Regions from separate parts of the Homo sapiens genome. Here region 1 is linked to region 2. A link is an interaction called in ENCODE POLR2A ChIA-PET data of the cell type or tissue named here. Cell type or tissue: MCF 10A. All regions are shown on one strand.

What was found. ChIA-PET counts read pairs that join two places held together with the same protein. Peaks named below come from ENCODE experiments on the same cell type or tissue, not always from the same donor. Only the 100,000 strongest peaks of a DNase experiment are listed, where the experiment ranks them.
Region 1: POLR2A ChIA-PET joins it to region 2 with 12 read pairs; 4 of 35 experiments call an interaction of 5 or more read pairs at or near these places.

What each region holds. Positions count from the first base shown.
Region 1 is chr18:8,684,454-8,686,953 of GRCh38, forward strand. No RefSeq gene overlaps it. Among named protein-coding and RNA genes, the nearest start is that of MTCL1, 20 kb to the right of the region's middle. In MCF 10A, no CTCF peak of the experiment used is centred here; DNase peaks (open chromatin) are centred at 1,038 and 1,368.
Region 2 is chr18:8,799,411-8,801,910 of GRCh38, forward strand. All of the region lies in intron 9 of MTCL1 (microtubule crosslinking factor 1), which reads left to right. Among named protein-coding and RNA genes, the nearest start is that of GACAT2, 93 kb to the left of the region's middle. RefSeq lists an enhancer at 768-1,967. In MCF 10A, no CTCF peak of the experiment used is centred here; DNase peaks (open chromatin) are centred at 1,301 and 2,001.

The DNA of each region.
Region 1 (2,500 bases), 110 kb before region 2:
CAAATTCTCTGGTCACGATCGAACAACTGAATAGGAAACTCTGTAGGTGGGACCCCACAGTGTGAGATCCAGGTGATGCTGACATGCATGACATTTAAGAACCTCTGTACTCGGGACACTGAAGCTCACATAGTGCTTGTTGGATTCCTCTAAAGACTGAGCTTGGGTTGGGTTGTACAGGAGTGAAGGGTGTAACCAGAACAGGCTCCTTGCGCGATGCACACAGCACGTCAATCCGCTAAGACCACCAGGTTGCAGCAGAGAAAGAGGTTGAATCATAGGGTCACTGAACAAGGAGATGGGAGGGAACCTCAAATCCACCTCCCCAAGGAGTTTGGGGCCAGGGTTTTTAAGGGTTTGGAGTGGGCCAAGACATGGAGCTCGTTGGTGGGATAGTGCAGGGTGAAGTCGTCGGACAGGGAGAGGAAGTAGCTGTGTTTTCAGGCTGATCCCTTCCTCTGTGGGGTCTTCAAACTGGGTGCTGGAACTCAGGGTCTGAAAAACATCTTAAGTTAAACAAAGTCCTCATGCTTCTAATGTCAGCGATCATGTCTATAAGAACAATGGGGAGGCAAATTAATTCTCACACAGTCTTCTGACCCTGTGTCAGAAATCTCAGAAACAATAGGGAGACCTATGGGTCAGGGTCTACGGCTTCATGACTTTCAGCAATAAGGCAGTGGGCCGGAGTGCAGCCTGCCTGATGCTGATTATAAGTATATTTCTGTCCAGAACCCAGCACGCAATTTTTGTTAATCCTGTGGGGACATATCCACATGCCAGTTTTCCATATTCTTCTTGGCTCAAAGTGGCCTCTCTTCAATAAATAAATGATCCCCTTGAGAGGGGCTTAGACAGTGACCCGGTGAAAAGCCTCCCACTGTTTCCACTGTGGACTGTGGAGCTTTGTTCAGACAACAGGCCCAACTGTGGCTCCACTGGCCCTGCGATAACCCTACACTGTTGGCTGGCCTGGTTCCCCGTCCAGAAGGAGTTTAATGAGGAGGTGAACATGAGCACTCCTCACAGCGAACGTGCCCGAGCAAGTCAGCAGGACTCAGATTTGCTTGCAGTTGTTAGCCAAGCTGATCTCCTGCTGACACGTTTAGCTCGGGGACAATGTCCTGTCCCCAGACAGGAGGCCTGAAAACTTGACAGATGGCAAGAGCTAGCATCTTTCTTTAGGATGAGAAGCAGGGAAGAAGCCCTCATAATTGGAGGAACACACATTTTAAGAAGGAAAAAAATGGCCACTCCTTACTAGATCATTCCTCACCAGCCCCTCCCGTCTTCCTCAGGGGAAAACTGCTTTCTCTTTCCTCTGTGCCCCAGGGCAGCTCCAACTCCTCCGACGCAGCACGATACTGTTATCCTTGCTTCTAGACTGGCTCCTTAATGAGACTCTTTGAGGGCCAAAGCAATGATTAGTCATCTTTGTGTTCTCTGTGTTTGGCAAAATGTATTTGCTGGATGAATGAGCTTTAACTAGGGCTGGTGCAGATGTTTGGGTGGCAAGGGGAGTTGGCTAGCAGATCCTAAAACCCAGGCAATCAGCCCTTCCTGACTGTAGATTCCCGTTGGCCTCGCACGCACACACACATATACACATCTTAATGGTGATTTCAGGACACTTAAAATTCCCTTTCAGTTTAAAAAACCTTTAAATGGGCCGGGCGCGGTGGCTCACGCCTATAATCCCAGCACTTTGGGAGGCCAAGGTGGGTGGCTCACCTGGGGTCAGGAGTTCGAGACCAGCCTGACCAACATGATGAAACCCTGTCTCTACTAAAAATTCAAAATTAGCCGGGTGTGGTGGCACTTGCCTGTAATCCCAGCTACTCGGGAGGCTGAGGCAGGAGAATCACTTGAACCTGGGAGGTGGAGGTTGGAGGCTGCAGTGAGCTGAGATCACGCCATTGCACTCCAGCCTGGGTAAAAGAGCAAAATTCCATCTCAAAAAAAAAAAAAAAAGCTTTCAATGGCTATGGTGGCTAGTTGCAATGGTCCATTCAAATAGAAGAATTAGTTTCCACTGCCTTACTCCCAAAGAACACACACATCTTACAGAAAGGTGAGATACTACTCATGTGTAGGGTCATTTCGGTTCCCATCACAGAATGCAAAGAAAAGCACTGGAAATTCAAACTGCATTGTGTCAACCTTATTGGTTCCTTCGGGGCTGCTGAGAAGTGTACTTATGTGTTCTCAGTGCACAGAGGTTTGCTAAGGAAATGTAGAGTGTCAGCAAGACCAGGGACACTGTTTTCTTAGTTGAGCGAGGTGGCTTTATTCAGGGACTTGGACATTTGCATATCAGCCTCACGATTGCAGGGACAGCAGGAGCTGGCATGAATTAGGCTGGTACTTGATATGCTAATTACAGTTCTCTATAATCTTTGAAGGCTGTTTGGAAAGAGAATTTAGAATTGGAGAGAATGGAAACGCAGTTAGGTTAAATGACATGCCCAAAGGTCTCAGAGCTAATCAATGGGAAATTTGC
Region 2 (2,500 bases):
TCTCCCTGAATAACATGACTCAAGGAGGAGATGATACTTGCAAAGGAACTTTTATTCACAGCCATCAGAAAGTATGCCATTATGCCAGTGTCCATGGGGAGAATTTAGGTCATGGAATGAGTTTTCCAGCAATAATCTAGTTAGAAATGAAAATGCTACTTTGCAAATAATGCTTTACAATCTACTAATTTTACTTTTTGAAAAGAAATGTTGTCATTCAATCCCATAAAGCATCTGTGCTTACCTCCCATAATATTGCCACTGATGGCCACTGTTCCCACCTCGCCACAAACCTGCTGCGTCTAAGAAAACGTGTTTCCCACGCATTCACGCAGATGCTCTGGACAAGGAGAAAACCTCGCACATCTGGTTTTCTAAACAACAGTCATAGAAAATGTTACTGTCAGGGTGGAAAATAACGTGAAGTCACTCAGCTGGAACCTTACATTCAGCATATTTTATTGTCATTTCCCTTTGCCTCCTGCTTCTTCCAACACTAGTTTTTAGCGATTACCCACGAAAGTGGAGATGGACCCGTGAGCTTCCACTGCGGGCCATGTGTGATAGAAGCACGTGGCGGGGTGGGGTCCAGACACTCAGACCCAGGTCTGCCAAGTGGGCCAGTGTTCACAGTAGTGAGTAAGGAGCTCACTAACGCATGCACAACCCTCTGTCTGTCCAAGGACGGAAGATGGACGAGCTCTACTGTAACGACAGCTGGTTCTCTGGGAGGGAACATTCCCGGTTAGAGGATTTGCCTCTCTGTGACTGGCATGAGTATTAGCCAGGCAGCTGGGATGCAAGAGCCAGGGTACGTGTCTCACAGAGCTGCACAGAGCCGGGCCGTTCCCGAAACGCCGAGCACCTCGCAAGGCGATTAGTAGCATGGGAAACCTAGCCAAGCCGTTTTCCCAAGGACAAGTTCTCAGTCACAGTATTCCTCAGGCCTTGGTCTTTGCTTTGTGACATATGGAACGTTCTCACAATTGAACTCAAGTAGATGGCAACATTTATCACGTCCACAGAGGTTTAAAAAAAACTGCATATACCGATCAACCTTGGGATGGCTCATAACAAATCATCAGGTTGGCAAACATTTGGCTCCGCAGACATTCCCTGTTTCCCTGTCTTCAGCCACGTGAGCTCGCAGTCATGACCTGGGCGCTTTAGAGCCACAGTGAATGCTTTCAGTTTCCCCAGCCATCCTGAAGAGCAGAGGCTGCGCACACGCAAGAGGGAATCTTACAGTTTTCCTTGAGCTCCAAGACTCACGCCACTGCGTTAAGCATTTGAGGCCAGCATTCCTAAGGCTGTTTATGCATTTCATGCTGATTAGTAATTCCTGGAATCCAGCTACTTCACACAAGGTGATTAATGGTGTGGGAATGATGGCCCTGGGGTGCCAACAGCTTGTTTTCCCTACTTGGATTAACTGATTTGAAAAGAAGTTACTTTTTCATTCAGGGATGTGACCTAATTATCATTTAGTAAAACAACTAAGTAAAAAAAAAAAAAAGTGTGAAGAACTTAATATAAAATTCATAGCAAGAGCTGAAGGAATTGTGTTTCATATTTAAGTCTTCACCTGCTACAGGCCACTGAAGAGCCTCATCCAGTCCAGCCTCAGGACTGAGTAGACTCCACTTCCCTGGACCTCTGCTCCTTGTCGGGGCTTCTGTGCTGCGTTAGGGCCTTCGGGGGCTGCCTGAGAAGTCAGCCTTTCTCCTGCAGACAGAGAGCCCTTGGCTCCCTGGGCTTCCGGGGCTGTGGCTCTCCCAGGCCCCAGCAGTCTTCCTTTCTGGCCATGCAGGCTGCCCACCTTTGCTTGCCCAAGATGAAAAACTTCCAGAAAGAGCACCCTTGCCAGAGGAGGCCTCACATCAGAACTGTGATCTGCCTGACTTTTTTTTTTTTTTTAATTAGAAAGTTATCTTGAGCCTAGATGGTATTTACATTTCAATTTTGTACGTCATACCGTGATTCATTCTTCAGTTTATCCTGCAACTGGGAGGCCTCCCCTATAAGGCGTGCTACTCTTTCTGTAAGAGGAACCAGACCAGAGCTTAGGATCTGAAGCGTTTTATCTTTGCCGTGTACTTGTGGTGGCAGTTGTTCTGTCACTCTTTAAGTAGCCCCTGCGTGAGGTAAAAATTCACATGTGCAGATGGGTGCTTGATGAAAGGACTCTCCTTGCCCCATCCTACCTCCCAGAGTTAACCATGGCCTGCAGTTTGCCACAGGCCTTCCAAAGTGCGTAACTAAGCCTGGGACCTCACAAATAAGTCTCTTCCCTAATGGCCACCTGATTTTCATCAGACTTGCCCTGGTTTCCTAAGCCTTTGGGCTGATAACTGTGTTTACAGCTTGTTAAATATGTGCCTCATTTATTCTTTCCCGGATCCACATTCATTCTTGGGAAGCTCTCAGTGGCATTTGTGGAGACCACAGCCCAGAGCCCTCCTGGACAGGATCACCGGGCAGACTCTTGGCCAGAGGGCAG